Regions from separate parts of the Mus musculus genome. Here all the other regions are linked to region 2. Evidence: chromatin loops called from intact Hi-C (ENCODE). Cell type or tissue: left cerebral cortex. All regions are shown on one strand. Each heading gives the region's core, and the rest is flanking DNA. Links, peaks and the distances in the headings are about the cores only. Region 1 has its middle 34 kb from the start of 4930519H02Rik. Region 2 holds the start of Cacna2d1 (calcium channel, voltage-dependent, alpha2/delta subunit 1). Region 3 has its middle 46 kb from the start of 4930519H02Rik.

The links. A loop is a pair of places that touch in the nucleus more often than their neighbours do. Peaks named below come from ENCODE experiments on the same cell type or tissue, not always from the same donor. Only the 100,000 strongest peaks of a DNase experiment are listed, where the experiment ranks them.
Region 1: a loop joins it to region 2, with 3.0 times the contacts of the local background. A loop is called at or near these places in 8 of 42 quality-filtered maps.
Region 3: a loop joins it to region 2, with 4 times the contacts of the local background. A loop is called at or near these places in 8 of 42 quality-filtered maps.

What each region holds. Positions count from the first base shown.
Region 1 is chr5:15,848,077-15,852,076 of GRCm38, forward strand. It overlaps the pseudogene Gm52852. Among named protein-coding and RNA genes, the nearest start is that of 4930519H02Rik, 34 kb to the right of the region's middle. In left cerebral cortex, for the core only: no CTCF peak of the experiment used is centred there; DNase peaks (open chromatin) are centred at 2,334 and 2,509; H3K4me3 peaks cover 463 bases.
Region 2 is chr5:15,930,866-15,934,865 of GRCm38, forward strand. It overlaps Cacna2d1 (calcium channel, voltage-dependent, alpha2/delta subunit 1), which reads left to right and starts at 3,826. Exons shown (of 39, transcript NM_001110844.1): 1 at 3,826-4,000. Gm3510 (a long non-coding RNA gene) reads right to left here and starts at 3,398. Exons shown (of 2, transcript XR_003955870.1): 1 at 1-3,398. In left cerebral cortex, for the core only: no CTCF peak of the experiment used is centred there; DNase peaks (open chromatin) are centred at 2,333, 3,274 and 3,960; H3K4me3 peaks cover 1,931 bases; H3K27ac peaks cover 1,685 bases.
Region 3 is chr5:15,831,691-15,843,247 of GRCm38, forward strand. No RefSeq gene overlaps it. Among named protein-coding and RNA genes, the nearest start is that of 4930519H02Rik, 46 kb to the right of the region's middle. In left cerebral cortex, for the core only: a CTCF peak has its summit at 6,627 (motif pointing right); a DNase peak (open chromatin) is centred at 6,626.

The sequences.
Region 1 (4,000 bases), core at 1-4,000, 83 kb before region 2:
GTAAATGAGTGAAATAATTAAATTTTTACTAAGCATTTCAATCTCTATTTGGGATAGATACTAGTAGAGGATGGTTTCTTCCTAAAATCCAATAATATGTCCAGTCAATAAACTTGGCTTTCTTCAAAAAGGAAAGTGTTTATTTGCTCTTGAAAAGTTTTCTTCTTTATCCCCCAGGCAGAAGGCATTCAGATGACATCCTTCTCCCCCCCTCCCCCCAGAGGACAGTGATCATTAATAGCAATGGCAGTTGTGGCTAAACAACAAAGCCAGCTTCTCTCTCTCAGGAGAGAAGGCGGTGCCTCTGCTTGGTCCCCAGAACTCGACAGGCCCCGAGAAAGTTCTCCCATAACCACCTATAGCAATGAGTCCAAAAAGTATTGTCTTTGAAAATACTTCTTTTGAGACACTCGGATACTTTATGTTACTGATCCATTGAATTCGCTCACATCCTGGAGATGATTATGAAAAGAAACAAAGGTTGTGTGCAATTTAGTTGTTGATTCAACAATGCTCAACTCACTTTAGCTACTTACCATGAAACTAACTCAATGCTACATTAATTACATGTATATATTCAGTTGTTGGGAGTTTCAATATGTATTCTTTTTGACGAGCTGCACTTGGTATGAGATAGTCAGTTGGCCAAATGTTGGCTGTGCAAGCCTGATCCCCCGAACCCATGTAGAGAGCAAGGTTACCCCGGGCCCCCCTTGCTTGTCAGTCAAGCCATATCAATGATCCATAGGACCAATGAAACACGCTGTCTCACAAAAACAAAGTAGAAAGTTCTCAAAGAACAATACCCATGCTGGCTTCTGGTTTCCACATTCACCCTCAACACATGCACACATACATTTGCACCCAAATATGCATGAACACACATAAAGACACATACAAAGTAAAAACTAGTAAATGAACTGAGCTCAAAACACGTTGACTACTTATAAAACACTGTTTAGTTAACTTGAGGGTTTAAGTATTTAAAAGGGGAAAATAAAGTTTTTATCCAAACATTCATAGGAAAATAGTACGCTATACATACATATAATATTTGAAAATACGTTTTATCTGAAAATAAATTTGAAAAAGCATATAGATTGCGTTTTAGGAAGATGTTATTAAAGGGAGAAAATGTACCGATGTTTATGTAGTGGAGGTACTTCACCGTGACACACTCTCTATTTGTCACAAACACAGGAAAATCTGACCCTATCCTCACAGGCAGGTACATAGAAATTCATCTGTGTGGTTTTATCAGTCCAATTCAGTCCTTCATTCCTCTTACCCATGTGTGTAGAGGATAGTTAGGCAGAGGCAAAAACTAGGGTATGCAACTGATTTGGAAATATAGAACTTCTTGAAAATATAAATGTTGTATTTTTAGATTTGTTAAAGCACATTTTCTGTTTTGTCAAAATGAATATAGTAAATTCTCTAATAATTTCATTTAGCTGACTTTATACCAAAAGTGACGTGAATGTTGGGGCCATATGTTCATGGCATGGCATAATCTGATCAGAATAAAATAGTAGAAGGTTCTGCTTCATCACAACTTAATTACACATTCTTATTAGAACAGAGATTCATAGCTTCCAGTCCTATATTTTATCTTATTTTTAATTAGTTTCAGTAAGCCAGATGACAACGTTTGGCGTGATCCCGTAGGCACTGCACAAAGAATGTAGTTATAAACGGACACAGCTACCAGTTACTAGTAGTAACAGTTATTACACATATTTTATCTTATAATAAGTAAAACATTTTGTCTTGGGTTTCTATTTGCCACACAGTTTTAAATTTGTATACTAAATTGATCATAGAACTTTATATTTATAAGTGATTTAAATTCCTTGAAACCAAGTAGCATGCTTGCTATACTAACAGTTAGCATTGATGTCTATTGAAAGAATTAAATGAAGCAATATATACAAAAGCATCTTCACTTTTTGCTTATAGATTATATATTCATTTTCTCTCTTTTTGTAAGGTATAGGAGTGCTTTTTTTTTTTTTTTTTTTTTGTCTTTTTCATCTGGTTACTTTGCTGAATGCAAATTCACATGCCCCATAACAGGCTAAAATATCTCTGACCTTTATTACTCAAGCTTCCCCCCTCCCCCATTTATTAGAGAGCTCTGTGAGCTATTATTCACAAATCATTATTTCTGACGCCATTCTCTGAGGTGTGAGCATCTGCTAGCTGCTAACAGAGGGTGCAGCTGTTGTTCGGAGACTGTCTATGCTATGTTGCCAAGCAACCACTGCAAACCACATCCCAGGGCAGGTTGCTTGCCCAGGCGCACCTGCCTGCCGACCCAGCTATTTATTTAATTAAAAATCTGTTCCTGCACAACAGCTTGGCCAGAAAGGCAACAGCAGCGATCGATTACAACTATATTAAATGACCTACCCACATTGTTTCATTGACTATCCATTGCAAAGCAAAGGTGTCTCTGGCCACTGCCACTCACTCTTAATGACTTTGCAAGAAGTATGTAAGAGCAAACTGTGGATGGATTCTATTTGCATTCAGAGGTGCTGAAAAACAATCTGTCAGGAACAACGCTGCATATAATGTGCCCAAAATAAAATGTCTCATCAACAAGAGAGCTTCCACCAGGATAACACTGCAGTTGTATGTAATGAAAAGGGGAATTTAAAATATGCATGTACTGGTCATTGAGAGTTGTTTTCCTAGTCTGAGTTGCCTTGTTTTTCCTGTCAGTTAGAGAAAAAAAAAAGCTGGTCATGTTAGGTGCATTCGCGTCTACTGTTACGTCACTCTGGTGTCATTCCATCCTTCCTATTTTAAAAGCTGACAGAGTTCCTTTATGTCAACTGTATTTTATGACAAATAAAACTATCATGAATTAATGCCCCTCACTAAAATTTCTTTTTCAAAACTGGGTGCATTGGCAATGTCTATTTATTTGCCAATGGCATTCTGTCCTTTGAGGTGCCTTCTAGGTACACACACACACACACACACACACACACATTTTGAGGAACAACTCTATCTAATAAGACTTTTTGAGAATGAAAACAATAAGTCTTTCTTGCACCTGCATGATACATTTATTTTTAATATTTGAGGTGAGGACATCACAATAGGACTCCAGGGTTAAAATATTCTTTTCTACATTTTATGGTCGCTACTCAAGTCAACAAGGGTCATTATTAACAATTCAGTGTAGTGTTTGTAATGACATCAATACCAGCATAAATTATTATTTCAAATCCTAAAATTAATTTACTTTGTATGGAATAAAAATTATTTTGTCAAGGAGAGCTTGGTTTCCAAAAAGGTATTCAATAAAATATAAATGACAAAGATTTTATGTGAAGAAAGGCTCAGATTTAAAGGATATAACCAAACTTTTAGAACAATGTTCATATATGTACCTGTTTATATGAATGAATCCAAAGTACCTTAACACTATAACCATAAAATTGAAATTAAGCCATCTACCAGCATTCCAATATTCTTCCTGACTTTATGTATTTCTTATTTCTGTACAAAACTTAGACGTTTCAGTTTTCTATGCTTCCTTATGCTGTACTTATATTACACTTTTCTTGTTGTTGAGGCTGATGTTACTTCTGGTGATTATCAACAATGTTTAGAGATCTGATAATATAGCCCAATGGTACAGTGCGAGCCCAGCATGTGCAAGGTCATGGGTTCAGACCTTACTCCACAGAAATAGACTAACAAAATAAAGCTTAACCTTAGTGTCTATCCTTACTTCTTTTCCCTTACCACGCAATAACATGTATCTGGAATATTTCATTGCATGTATGTAGTGATTTGAATACGAATTTCCTAGGCTAGTAGATTTGAACACTTGGTCACCAGGGAGTAGCACTATTAGGAGTGTGACCATGTTGGAGGAAGTGTGTCACTGTGAGTGGACTTCAAAGTCTTAAGACACTCAAGCCAGGCCCAGTGTAGCTCTCTCTTCCTGGTACCTGCTGATCCAGATGTAGAACTCTTGGCT
Region 2 (4,000 bases), core at 1-4,000:
AGTCAGTATTGTTGACCACTTCAATATTTACTATCTTTTCTTGACGGCTTCCCACTGCTTGGCTGTTGCTAGTGAATGTTTGGATAAATAATTGAATCTTCCTCTTGCTTTGCCTAGGTAGGCCTGTGGACATGCACTTTATATATTGTGCTGTAACTTTCAGACAATAGAATGAAACAATATGCAGTTCCAGCTCTGTTTATGGATTGAAGGCTCTTTCTATGAGATCTAGATTTTAGAGAAAAGTAGGATTTTCTTTTCTATTTTATTTTACTTTATTTTACTTTTTAGTAAAAGTCATGCTTTGGGCCATTATTTTCTATAGGTCCTGAAAGGTGGTTGTGATTAACAAAAGTGACGAGTAAGGAATAGGGAAAATAAAACAACAACAAAAACGCTGAACATGAAGTTATGTGATTAGCAGTTTTAAAGCAGAACTATATAGAAGCTATTGTTGCATTGGGATGTCGTAGTATATGCCTTTAAGTGGATCACAGGACTCAAGAGGCAGACAGAGACAGGTGGATTTCTGTGAGTTCAGGGCCAGCTTAGTCTACACATTGTGAGTTCCAGGACAGCATTAAAGATCAGGGAGCGGGAGGGAGGGAGGGAAAGGGAGGGAGGAAGGGGGGAAGGAAGGAAGGAAGGAAGGAAGGAAGGAAGGAAGGAAGGAAGGAAGGAAGGAAAGGGTGTTGCTTATTTACGGATGTGAGGATGTTTTGCCGAGTGCAATAAATTCAGCAAAGACAATTAACAGTGTACAGCAGCAAATGCATTTAATGTGCTTAGTGCCCACTTAGAAAACAGTTTTCTCATAAAAACTGAATGTCTGCTCTGTCTGTCTGTCTGTCTGTCTGTCATCCATCCATATGCCTTGGGTCAAAGAAAGTTTATTTTAGTTTGTTTATAGAAAACATTTGACTCTACTTCTTAATTTAGAATAGTTGCTTTTTCCATTTTTTAAGTGAAGGCTTTTTTGGTGCCACTTTATTTTTAAAACACTGAAAAAGAGCTCTCCCTCCCTCTCAGGCTTAAAATGTACTACAGACTTTCTTGCCCATTCTCCAGGGACATGATATTTGAAGTTGCTTTCTTCCTCTCCTGAAAGCATTCTCTAAGGAGCTAGAACAGTTGAACCTTCCTGTTCTTTTATCTCTCATTGATATTGAATAATTATTGAGAGTTAACAAGGAGTTATGAATCATATTTGTTTTAAATAAAAAATATTCTCCACGTATTGTCTTTAAACTCCCATAGAAATTATGAAATTCAAGAAAATCCTGCATCAATTCACTAATTTACTTTCCAATTAAAGTGACTTTGCTTAAATGAATTGTAGACATTAATTTTTGGCTTCTTGATCTGGTTTTAGGTGATAATGCAGTCATTTTTACCTTCAGTCCCTGTGATTTGAAAACATTTTAGCTTAAATGACAGATTTTGTTGATATAGGGATTTTTTATTAAAATTAATAGTCTATGATCTGAGCTTTATGGAGCCCCTCCCCAAACCACAATTGAGATGAGAAAAACATAAGTCATTGTGTAAGGATGTGGTCAATCCAGCAGAAGCATAACGAATGCTGGGGAGAATGCTTTGTTTTAGCAATCACAGATACATCTTTTAAAAACTTCATTTTGAATGTCTTCATTAAAAGTTTTCTGTCAACAAAAACAATTAACAGCTAAACTTCACTCTGATAAGTAAAAGACTGAGGTTTGCAGTTGAACAACACCTACCCCTCGAAGTAAGAATTGTAGAAGCAACATCTCTTTATCATAGTTTCAGATATTGGCGAATGTAGTATATCATAAGAGAGAGCTAAAGACATTAAGATATGGCTCAAGGCCAACAAAGTTTATAATAAAATCTGACTTACCTTCTCAAGGACTGTATTACATTCTTTTACTCTATACATCCTTTCTTCTAAAAATTATATACATACATATAAATATATACATATATAATATACAATGGTAGGGAGTCTGAAGCATTAATGAAATAATTGGCATAATATATTATAACGATATTTTAATATAGTCAACCCATTAGGATACCAGCACATTATGTAGACAACAATGAGCATTTAATTCTCTTGTTCTAATTCTATTGCAAGAGAAGATCTGCCTCTGATTCATTAAAAATTGTAAAGGACGGTGGATTTGACTATATGGGTGTCTAATTTTGGGAAGAAAATGTATCTGCAGTTGTAAACTACCCTTCAGAGCTGTAGCTCTGAATCCCATTACAGCCCACTGCATCCCTCCTCATTCCTGCAGCTCTGGTGCCTAGCACAAAACAAACTAAGTTAAGTCGCTCTGGGGTGCCTTTGTGAGGCCACTCAGAGTAGGAAGAAGGAAACAAAGGGCATGATAGAGATGCAGAGGGCATGAAGAAAACAAATAAGTCGTGAAAAGGGAGAGATAAGGGGGACGGGAAAGCTAACCTACCTGGCCAAACATCATAAAATCACAAATACATTTGTGAGCTGGTCGGCAATCACTCCCATCATCACCATCTCTTTGTCTGATCAATTCCGAATGAGTAGAGGTCTATCTACCCGTCTATAAAAGGGGCGATTAACAATCTTCTATAAAAGGGGTTAATAATCTTACAGCCACAACATCATTACAGACTCTTCGCCTTAGTGTGAGGGTCTTTTTTCTTATCAGGAACTGTATTCTCTGACTTCATGTCAAAGTGTTTTCATATCCTTCTGCAAGCAGCTTAAGAATTTGGGCTGTTCCATGAAGCCTTTCTAGCAGCGGCCCACCAAGTCTGTCCTCGAAAGTGGCCTGAGCCAGGCAGGGAAGGTATAAATGAAGACCGATGGTTTTGTTTTGTTTTGTTTTGCTCTTTCTAGAAGGCCCTAGATAGCCTTGCTTCTCCCCAGAGTGGAGGTAAAACCAGCCCTTCCTCCACATTTCAGATGCAATTTGCAGAGGGCCACCTGTTTCTGATGTTAACCTCCGCTCTGTGTTCACACTGAGAAAGTGAATTCAGCAGGCAACAAGCTTGTTCACAAAGCAGTCCAGTGGTCAGGACGGGAAAATTTTCAACCAGTTGGAAGGTTGCTTGCTAAGATGTTGCCAAAGCCCCTTGCAACACTAACCACCCTCTAGCCTTGCTTCTTATGGACGAGTAGGAAAGACATCTTACAGCATCTGCTAGCTTGTTCTGCAATGATTCCCAGAGTCCGCCCCTTGAGGATCTGCCCCCGCCAGGTAAACCAAGTCTACTTGTACGTGGGTGTAGGGCCGCTGGCACCATTAGTTAGAGCCCTGTCAAAGGCCCTAACCCCCTGGCACACCATGAAAACCAGTGCCACCTGGTTGAGTCCACAGCGGCGTTTTCTAAAGCACCACAAACCCCTCCTAGATTTGTTGTTAAATCACTTCATGATTCTTAGGCAGGCAGCGGATTCTACGCCTGGGAGAAGGGCTTGGGGGCCCCTGCCAGATTGTGCAAAAAATAACCCGGAGGAGGCGAGCAAAGTGCTCGGCAGGAGCCTGCGCGAGCGGTAGATACGCGCGGCCGGCCGGTGGTCCCTCGGGGAGCACCTACGGGCTCCGTCCGCTCGGCCTCCGCACGCCCCGCGGCGGGAGCAGGCGACGGCGACTTTGGGAGTTCCTCCCTGCCTTGTACGGAGGGCTGCGCCCGGGCCGTCCCCGCCCGGCTCTGACGCCCGGCCCTCCCGCTGCCCACCCACAGCCGCCTCCCCGAGACCCGCCCGGGGAAGGCAGCCGGAGCCCCGCTCCGGCCACCCCCATCCCCGCAGCCGCCGCGTCCCCGCGCCGCCCCCTCCGCCCCCGCCCCGCCCCCGCCCTCTCCTCGGCGACCGCGGATAAATCAGGGAGGCGAGCGCTGGGAGCCAGAGCGCGCGGGCGCCGGCGGGCTGGCCGAGCTCTGTTTCCACAGTCGCCCTTGATGGCGGCGCAGGCGAGGCAGCCGTGGCACGGAGCGGCAGCCACGCGCTAGAGAGTCCGCCCGGCCCCGCCCG
Region 3 (11,557 bases), core at 4,646-8,645, 95 kb before region 2:
CCTCTCTCTCTCTCCCTCTCTCTCTCTCTCTACCTCTCTCTCTCTACCTCTCTCTACCTCTCTCTACCTCTCTCTCTCTCTCTCTCTCTCTCTCTCTCTCTCTCTCACACACACACACACACACACACACACACACACAAATGGCCAGGGGGGCTGTCAAGTACCATATTATACCAAACGGTGAGAGGTTTGATAAGACTGCTCCATGTATACCACTTATTTAATCCTATGATTGTTTGTTAGTTAATATGGATTTAAGAGGGACTGAATTAAGGTGGAAAGAAAGAAAATGCCACTGATCACTAACCCTCAGTTTCTAGCATCTAAGGTAACGTGGTCCTTTCGACAGAGACAGAAAATTTGGCAGACCTCACAGAGAACTGTCTCCTTCCAGGTTAGTCTGTAATCATATATTCCCTTTAAGGTAGATGATCAATGTGTTTTTAGAAATCCTTCAGAAGTTGCACTTACACTGTGCAGAATTCGACTTCTCATTTCAAGCTGGTCTTGCAAGCTCAGTGTACCTTCTGAATTATTTTCCTTCTAAAGAAATGAGAAAAGTTATGGATAAAACAAGCGCCAACTTCTGAAAGAATACCATCATAGTGTTTTAGTTGTTCAAAATCGTCCCTAAATATTGGATGTGATCATCACAGTTTTATAATTTTAAAATGTCAGTGAGAAAATATTGCCCATGGTCATTACCTTTCTAAGAATATAATGCACAGCTGTTAATCACCAACTCCATTCATCCAGTTTACATAAAGCCATAGCCAGTCTACTGCCTACATTCCAGCCTACATTTTACTTTTTACAGACCTTCCATTTGGACTAAAAACCAGGATCCTTGCCAGTAACAACCACCTCCAATGTTTTCAATATTGCTACAATCACCCTGGCAACGCAGAAGGCAGGACATAAATAGTTGCTCTGCCAAACATATCTATTGCTTTGTTATGCTTGTGGGAGTTAGTGTTGTCAAGGGGAGTTTAGACAAAAGTTAAAAGTCAATTTTGACCTATTAATGGCAAGCTATTATTTTAAAAAGTACACTTGTGTTTTATTTATGTAAACAAGTATGCAGAAATGCAAACAAAATATAAACTCTATTATGATTGAGAAAAAGTCTTACTTTTTTCTCAGCAACAAGGACCAGCAAATAATCAGTAAATGCCTTTTAAATGGGTGAAATTATCTAATATAAGTATGTTTTTAAAATCAAAGCTGAAGGTTTAACATAATTTATATCATTGCTTTAGTAATACTAAAACAAGGGGAACGCCAGGGCCAAAAAAAAAAAAAAAATGGAAATGAGTGGGTAGGGAAGTGGGGGGGAGGGTATGGGGGACTTTTGGGATAGCATTGGAAATGTAATTGAGGAAAATATGTAATAAAAAATATTAATTAAAAAAAGAAAAAATCCAATAAAAAAATTAAAAATTAAAAAAAAGTAATACTAAAACATTTTTAAAACCAAGATTGGCTATGTAGTTCACCTGGGAGACAGTTTGCCTATATGCATGATGCTTCCTGGATTTCACTAAGGGCACTCCCTAAACCATACACACCTTAGATCCAGTGATAGGCAAGAAGAGGGAGGAGAATCAGAAAGTAGGGCTATCTTTGGCTACATAATGAATTTGAGGCCACCCTCATCTGTATGAGGCCCTGTAGTAAAAGAAATGGAAACCATAATCTAGAATTTTTTAAAATCTCAGCATTGTTAATGGATACAGAGTTGGTTCATTGTTTTATTCTAGTAAACTATAGAGATATGAGGTAATGAGAATAACCAGAAACAATGCCACTGGATACTATCAACATTGTGTTAAAATGAAGATAAAATACATACTTTTTATAGTTTTATGGAACTTAGCCTCCCAACTCCTTAATCCACAGCACATGTGCTAGATATTTTGCTAAGAAGAACGTAGACCTCAAGAGATCAACAAAATATAGCATGATTCTTCAGTAGTCAGGATAGAATTAGGCCTACCCTAAACTGATGATTAACAGGTCACATAATTACTCTTTAGGTGTCCCTTACAATCTCCAATGCTCCCAATCCTTTATAGAGTTAGAAAACAAAAATCAGGATCATACTATAGAGGTAACTCAGTTTTACTTTCTTTAATGTCTGTCATCAATATTCCCTAATAGTGATCTTGGCATTTCCCCCATGATTTGGGGAGTCTCTATTTTCAAAGGATAGTGACGGTGGGAAGAAAAGCAGCAGGGAGCTCACATGTTAGTACTAAGGAATGCTTTTCTAAATCAAACTGATTTTTGGAAGCAGTCATGTGTGCAATGTATTTGTATCACTTCAGAAAGAATAACCTGATATAAACCAAGCATTTAAGTGAGAGGCTACCATGGAAACAGAGATGCATTACTGACTTTGCATTCAAGCAAATAGCTTGGCACATAGGAAGAACATGGAATTTGGAAATAGAGAACTCAGGTTTCCAATTTTACTCCAACATTTACCCTTCTCTCACTTGGGCAAATTACTTTGAGTTTGACTTGTCAAATAAAAGAAAATGTATAATAATAAAAATTAATAGCAACCTTTGGCTTTCAGGGATACAAAAGCTCAAATTGGTCATGTAAGATCATATCAGTTCTGAAATTATAGCGATCTTAATATGTATAAGGGCACTCTATGATGTTTGTGAAACAACAAAAACACATTAAAAACATCTTTATTAGGACACATTTCCATTGTGAAATGTAGCAATGTAAATTATTCATGATTATAATGACATCTTGATTATTATGGCTACCCCATGACACAATATAGAATATACATTACAATGTTTTAATATTACAAAAGAAAAATTTGGCATAGAAATGATAAAGAATCATAGCAAAGGTAAAATAAAAAGAGTCTTTAAATTAGAAATTAACCCCTATCATCTAAGGAATGTATTTTTCAGGACTCTTGGGTATGACTATGTAGCATGCAATTTTACCATGTCCTAGATGCCTTTGTTTTATGATTAGTTACCGCAGACCCTCTGGGTCCCTTTTTCTGCATGGAACAGGTCTCTGGTCACAGGTGGGCAAAGAGTCAGTGAAAGACAGACAGACCAACACGCGAGATTGTGTAGAATCTGAATATAGTTTGTCAAATTGAGCTTCAAAGTTCTTATACAGAAGAAAATAGGGAAGTTAGGTGACACATGGAAAGGTACAAATGAGGTTACTGGATGCTTAATAACTCTTACACAAAACAGAGGAATGAAAACACAAAGACTGGCAGGAACTGGGCAATAAAACAACTGAGACAAAGTCAGCTCTATCTAAGGTCAGCTATAGTCTTAGAAGCCAGGTGTGAGGTCTTTACACTCCCGGGGCAAGGGCTTTCACACCCAAATCATGGTTCTAATTAGGGAGTTCCACTCTAGCTAACCTTCTCATGAATAATGCAATACTCTAAAACCACAGCCTGATCTACTTCCTAAACCATTGTAAATTCCTGTATATGGGAGCAACTTGGCTTTTATTCTAAGTGATAGTGTAATACCAGAGGCAATTCTGAATGTCACTGAATAGGCAACATTGAATTCCAAGCCCATGGTCAGCTCAAGGACTTTCTAGGACGTTGGAACACTGGCGAAGGCTTAACTATGTCAGAATTCAATCCTAAAAGGCACTTATAATAAGATAATACTAAAAGAGAGCAAGTGGATCCATACACCAGACTAACGCGGGGATAGGGTATGAATATATGAGTTATGAGAACGCCAAAGCTCCAGGAGGTGAGTTCCTTTTGAAACTCTTTGCCTTGTGAGTGCTCCCAGGCCTCTCGGCCTGCCAAGCAGACTTCACTGGAGTGTGCATGCGTGGCAATTAGTCTGTATTTTTAATGGAATGGAGTGAAGAGGGCTACTAGTGCTTTTTTATTATTTGTTTGTTTGTCCAGGCAAACCATAGATTCAATTTGTAGATAACAGATATCTGCAAAAGAGCTATGGTGTTTAGTAGAGTAGAGATCAAGAGAATAGTATCACAAAATCCATGCCTTATTAAAAGGATTATGGGAGTTTCACAAATATTGTGAAAGATAATTATTTGCAGAAAGAATAAAAATGTTGATCTTCCAGCAAATAAATGATACAAACCACTTGAGAGGCCTGTGAAAGAACAAACTGTGTCATCTTCAGATACTATAATAAATACGATCTTCAAGACAAATGAAATAGCAGACCCCCCCCCCCCCACACACACACACACATCCAAACTTCTGGAAGGTGGAGATTTGGGATAAAGGTTCTAGCATCCGGTAGTCTTGATTGTGTTCTAGTGACTGCTCTCCTCTGAGCTTGTAGATGGCTGCCTTCTTCCTGTGATGTGAGAGATAGGTAGATAGATAGATGGGTGGATGGATGGATGGATGGATGGATGGACAGACAAAAAGACAGACAGACAGACAGACAGACAAATAGATAGATGGTAGATGATAGATATAAATGGGAAGAAAGATGGATGGATAGATAGATAGATAGATAGATAGATAGATAGATAGATAGATAGATAGATAGATAGATAGATAGATAATTTATAATTTATGACCATAATGGTAATTGTGGTTATCTTATGACAGAATACAGTCATAGGATAATACACTGTCATTTTTAAATTTTTATTTATTATTATTAATTATTTATTTACATTCCAAATATTGTCCCCCTTCTTGGTCCCCCTTCCCAAGTTCTTCACATCATCTTCCCTCCCCTTTGCTTCTGAGGGGTTGCTTCCCCACCCACCCACTGCCATCTCACCCTTTCCCTACAGCATCAAGTTTCTACAGGATTAAGTGCATCCTTTCCCACTGAGGCCAAACAATGCAGTCCTTTGCTACATATGCAGTGGGGGCCATGGCCCAGCCAATGTATGCTCTCTGATTGGTAGCTTAGCCCTGGGAACTGTGCAGGCTCCAAGTTAGTTGATATTGTTGTTCTTCCAATGAGATTTGCCATCCGCTTTAGCTCCTTCAGTCCTTCCCCTAACTCTTCCATAGAGGTCCCTGACCTCAGTCACAATGGTTGGCGGTAAATAATGGCATCTGTGTCAATCAGCTACTGGTAGAGCCACTCAAAGGCCAGCCATGCTATGCTCCTGTCTACAAGCACAACACCCTTCACAATACTCACAAATAATATAAAATATCTTGGTGTAACACTAACTGAGCAAGTGAAAGATTTGTATGACAAGAACTTCAGGTCCCCGAGGAAATAAATCAAAGACTTCAGAAGATGGAAAGATCTCCCATGCTCATGGATTGGTAGGATTAACATAGTAAAAATGGCCATCTTACCAGAAGCAATCTAGGGATTCAATGCAATCCTCATCAAAACGTCAACACAATTCTTCACAGACATGGAAAGAGCAATTCTCAACTTCATGTGGAATAACAAAACACCCAGGATAGTAAAAACAATTCTCAACAATAAAAGAACTTCTCAGGGAATCACCATCCATCTCATTTCTTATAATCACTACCACATCATGAGGGGTCCACTCTCAAACCTCGTCTGAATTTAAGTACTTCTCAACAGTCTCAAAGTATTATCTCCATTGCCATCTCCTTGGGAGTTCAGGCCGTTGCATCTGGGCTTTGGAGAAGCACCGGCCTTCCACTCACAGAGGAAAGAGAACTCAGTGGCTTGCTCTCAAATAGGATGAAGTCGATGGTACTTTGTTTTACTAAAACTAAACTGAATTTACTGTTAAAGCAACTACCTAAACTATCGTGTTTACTTCTCTACATGTCCTTGAAAACATACAACAGCACAAAAATCAATTCAGTCTCTTCATGGAATTTACAAAGTGTAAAGGCTATATATGTGAAAATAGATAACCGAGTCTAAACTACCACTCTTATCAGCAGCCACTCATGGTGAGGAGAAGCCAGAAGTGATTAAAAAAAGGGGATATAATGAATAAGCTGAAGAGCGTAAGAACAAAGGGCAAAAAGGCACAAAAGGATGGGCACGAAAGGGAAGACATGTCCAGTAGAAGCTTAAAACAACACCAGGTTGACCAATGGCAACCTGCATGGTCAGCTGCAAAGTTAACTAAAGATAGAGAAACTAAACGAAACTAAAGATAAAGGTGGAGGGAACTCCAACACTGGATTCCAGGATCAGGATTCAACAAAGACTTTAAGGATGGACAGACAGAATTTCTAGATAGTAGATTTTTCATGTTCAAAATGAATGTTTCTGACTTAATTTTTTTTTTCTGAGGCAACGTTCAGCTTAGTGTGTGTGTGTGTGTGTGTGTGTGTGTGTGTGTGTGTGTGTGTGTGTGTGCGCGCGCGTGCGTGCGTGCGTGTGTGTGTGTGTGTGTGTGTGTGTGTGTGTGTGTGCATTCTGTGATGCCATCCATTGAATTGGCTCTTGTACTCCCGCATTCTATCAGTTAAGACAACAGGAGAAAGGAAGAGAAAGGAAGAGTGGATACTTTCATCTCCAACGTTTTCCTGGACAAACTTCCTTCCTGAGGCAATGAAATAGTTGTCAATTTTGGAGAGGTTCCAAAACGTCCTTTCCGTGTCTCTGGCCTCTACTCAGCCACAAAAATTTGAATTCCTTGCGGTTTAGACACCGAGCTAAGATCCACCAGATGGCGCCAAAACTATAGCCTGCGCCTTAAGATGCGTCCAGAGACCAACCTTGGAAACCACTTCAACAGGTCAGTTCCTGTACCTATGAACAAGAAACAACCCTTGTTCTGTGTAGTTGAATTTTTACAGCACATTTCTCAGATTCCTTCAGGGATTTTTCGTGGTTATATTATTTCTCTTTGGTAATTTGTATTTTCTTCTTAGGAAATAGGCATCTTTACGGTACAAGCCCATGGTCTCAAAATGGGGGGTGGGGGTGGGGGCGGGGGCGAGTCACGAGGAGTTCAAAGGCAGCCAAGATTGTTAAATGAGCTGTATTCTTCATACCGTTCTATTTCCTCGTTTTTAAACTTTAAGAAAACCAAGTGAAAGTTTTATAAATTCCCAGAGGCAAGCATAGTTAACACAGTATACTTAATAAAATGGTGTCAAACACCAGCCTAAGGACGAATAGCTAAGCAGTGCCCCAGCTCTCAGAGGTCATTATGCTCAGCATTCTGCGAAGGATGCTAGACCACCAATAACATAATGAGCTCTGGACATCCAACTTTCTCCTTGGAGCTATTAGGAGTCAGCCTCTTGGAATTTTGTCTAAGATGAACAGGTACACAGAAAAATCATACTGTCTTTCTTGTCTTTTTTTCAAAGGCAGGGGCCATCTAAGGCCAGGGTGTTGTTTATAATTTAGTAATATTAGTGGGCAATGTTGAACGGTCTACCTTAGGACATCAGTGTCCCCATGACCCTTTTCATATCCCTACTGATGTGTACCTAGACCTTACTAAATTTCTATATGTTTGTTCAGTATGCTATTGCAAAACCAGTTCTCAAGCCTCCAACAGGGGTACAGCGTTGCTGTATGTATACTTACACATATACACACAGTTGTAAAATAGTTTCTTACAGCCGAGCTGAAGGTTGCCTCAGAGAAAAATAAATCACAAGCATTCATTTTGAACATGAATAATCTGCTGTGTAGGAAAAAAACTCATTGAAAAACCCAGCTAAGTTGTAGAAGAGGATGGACGTGTTAGAAAAGATAAGCCTTGTTGATGTTTGCCTCTTAAACCAGCAATTTCTTGACAAGCCTTGGAGAAATTCGGGTATTAGCTATCTGGTATCATGTGGGAACAGTTCCTCTGACAGACCCTTCCACTACCTAATTGTTGGTTTGGATTTCCTAATTTCCATTGTCTGGAGGCTGTGTTATCAAAGGGATGAGTGGTGGAGTTTTGCTGTTGTTGTTGATGTTGTTATTTGTTGTTTGTGTTTTTCATTTTTGTTTCTTTTATTTTTGTAAGAAAAGTGTAAATGTTCAATATCAAAATGGAGAGCACCTCATTGCGAATTCAAATCACTGATCTCTTACGTGATCTGCTGCTAATTGCTTGCTTTCTTATTCAATTTTCTTGTGTACTTGTTTCTTTACGTTAAAGGCAGCAGAAATAAAATCACTCCCACGTGGGCATGCTTGAATATGACTCTGCTTATGATGGCATCTGATACTTAGGACATCTTCAACAGAGTTACTTACGGTCACTATCATTGCCACCCCACAGACACAACTTTATTCAAGGTAAATTTATACTAATCTGCCATATTAATATAACTTGAATATAAAATCTTGAAACACAACTTCAGACCTCAAATATTGGCTCTTTAAATTCTCACTACTATGTACAAAATGTGTGAGAGAGAGAGAAAGAGAGAGAGGAAGAGAGAGAGAGAGAGAGAGAGAGAGGGTAATGGTTGACAAAAGACTATTAGAACAATGGGGATATTGGAGATAACACTATCATTATACAGAACAAGAAGAAGCAAAAAGCTTGCAAGTCATGTGGTTACTTAACTCCACTTGACAAAAACATATTTTGAAGTGCTTTGAGATTTCATTATTAGATGTTCATTGTAGTGATCCAAGAATACATTTAAATATTCAAATGAAAATTTAAATATCTCCTTTAAAAATTCTGCCACCTATAGAGAGCTGTTTTGTGTATGTTTTACAACTTTTGAAGACAAGATATTGGCTTTGTAATTCTTTTGAAAATCTCTTCTTTACATTTATAAAGATTGGAGGAGAGTAAGAGTATGCTGTATTCAGGAGACCTACTCAGGAGTCAGTGATAAAGGCTGAAAAATAGTAAGCTCATGTAGAAATTCTAGGTAGGGCAAAAGCCTGGTGTAGTCCAGGAGTGTTAGGGCTGGGAGTTCCACTGAAATAGATGGATATAAAGAAATAGTCATTTAAAACAGTATGGCTAGTTAGAAGTCTAAAGATGATGGCAGCTTAGTTCAGGTAGTGATGCTTTAAAAATATGCTATTTGGTGTGGACCTATTTAAAATTTTATCCCAAAAGGTAGGTGTGTGATGAATAAGAACTGAGGCTTTGCTAAGCAACCGTGTCAGCAGCTAAGGGGGATCAAGCTTTGTATGTGGATAAAGATAAGATAGAAACATATTTACTGGTTTAGGGAAGAGTACAAAGTAATCTTATTTGTAGGAGGTAGAGAAAAATCTAACTTCAGTGGGACCCCATACCCTCATACCCTTCCAGTGGAGTTGGAGTTAACATTTGCCCCATGATCTGGAGTTCTGCAGAGACCTCTGGGATACAAATGGAAATGCAGGTCCATCATCAGCACTTTGTGGTCTTTGAAATCAAAAGAATGGATGAGACCACCTGGGAAAGCTCAGCAGAAGGACTTGGAAGATGTGGGATATTCCCGCAAAGGCTGCAAAACCAGCAGAAGCCCGAGGAGCAGGCAAGGCAAGACGAAGCCTTAGGAGCTTGTGAGGCAAGGACAGTGTCCTACGTGGGAAGTACCAAGATGTGTAAATGTTTGTCATCCTGATTCTGTGATGGAGCAGCAGCAATATGGAAGTCACTCATGACTGTCCCATTCAGTTAGAAAAAAAATATTTTTATACCTTCCTAATTTTTTATGTCGTGAATGCTTCTTCACGCTCGCTCAATAATAACTGCTACTGCTTCAGTGTGAAAGCAGTCAGAAGAGAAATTACAGAATGCCACTTTCAAGACTACTTTCAAGAGAAGAAAGAAAGGCAAATGTCATGGAAGAAATCTGACCCAGTTATCTGAGGGGTCTCTGAGAAGTGATTTTCCAAACCCCCTTTATTATCTGAGAGGAGGGTGATATGCCACAGTCCTGTGGTCCATGCTCTGGTTCATTGTAAACGCGGGGTGGGCGGGGAGAGGGATGTGGGGAAGTTAATGGAGAAGGGGGGGGGGGGCACTAAACAAGAGAAGCAGATAGGGAAGTCTGTTGATTGCGATATTTGAGGGAAAAGTAAAATCTTTTATCCTCTTATACTGACCAGGTTCCCAGAATGGACATGTCCACGTCTTAGAAGTACAGAGCAGCTCTGGTAACTTCTGGCAAGTGTTTGAGCTGAAACTGGCTCGGGCTTAAATGTGAAAGAAATGAGTCCATAACCACAATATTTAATCCAGATATTGTCAAACAATCCCGTGCTCCTTTGACTTGAGGGATTGTCTTGGCACCCACAGGCTATCCCATCTATAACCCCGCAAAGAATTGATTTTGAATCAGAGGCACTTTAGGCGAATTGTGAAGCTATGAGCCCCACTTAATGCTGAGAGATGTCAAAATGTGATGCGCTGAAAAGTCAGTAGTATTTCAGAGCTCTGACAAGAGTCACGGACACTCTTGGCAGCAAGTAGACCAGACTGTTGGCCCAGAGCGCCTAGCTGCACACTCGGTGCCCAGTATACTCCCTTGGCTCTCTGTCCTCTCTCCTCCCCCAACAAATACATTTCCCTAGGCAAGTACTTTCCAGGTCAGAATATTTTTCTATGTTCAAATTTGGAACCTCCTCATAAAAGGATTTTAGAGAGCTGGATGTAGTCATGCCTGTAACTAAGCACTCTGGGGGCAGAAGCAGGAAGATCTCAAGTCTGGCTTCAAGGTCAGCCTAAGCTGCGTAGTGAGACTCTGCCCAAAAATCAATCAATCAATCAATCAATCAATCAATCAAACAAACAAACAAAAACAAAAGTTAGCAACAAAGCTGAATCTGAAAGAGGCATAGCAATGATTATTCTCTGATGGAAATGACATCCACGGTTTGACTTTTCTTTCTTCTTTTTTAACTTTAAAATTTTTTTTAAAAAGATTTATTTATTTGTTATGTATACAGTGTTCTGTCTGCATGGACACCTGCAGGACAAAAGAGGATTTAATTATAGATGGTTGTGAGCCACCATGTGGTTGCTGGGAATTTAACTCAGGACCTCTGGAAGAGCAGCCAGTGCTCCTAAACTCTGAGTTATCTCTCCAGCCCAAATTATCTATTTTTAAAAAAATGCTTTAATGATTCTTTGAGAGTTTCACATCTTATACCCAAGTCCCACTCATCCCCCAATTCCCTCATATCTGCCCTTTACCCTCCTCCCTTTGCAACCTCCTCGGTAAAAATAAAAAAAAACACACAAACAAGCAAAAAATATTAACAAAACAAAGCAAAAAGCATAACAAAAATCTCATCATAGAAGCTGTAGTGTGTCTGCAGTGTGTCCCACATTACACTTGCAAATGTTCCTTGAGATAAGTCATTGTTCTGTCTTGAGGTCTCTGGCTTCTGTAACACCATTAACATCAAATCCTCACCAGGACTCCTCCTGGTTGTCCTGTTGTTTCCCTGTGTCATGGAGATCCTGTAGCTTTGGCCTGTCACCCTGTTAACCTTTCCAGTTTCCACCCTTTGCCCCCAATAGCAAGCATCCTCTGCTTTCTTTCAGTGATAACAACTTCCCACTGTTCTTGTAGTCTATGTCACATTCATTCTAGTTCTGTTTCCCAGAACGAGCACATGACTTTGATCTAATTAATCTGAGCGTCAAATTGTGTTGCATTCCGTGGTGAATTGTTATTAGGCAAGCA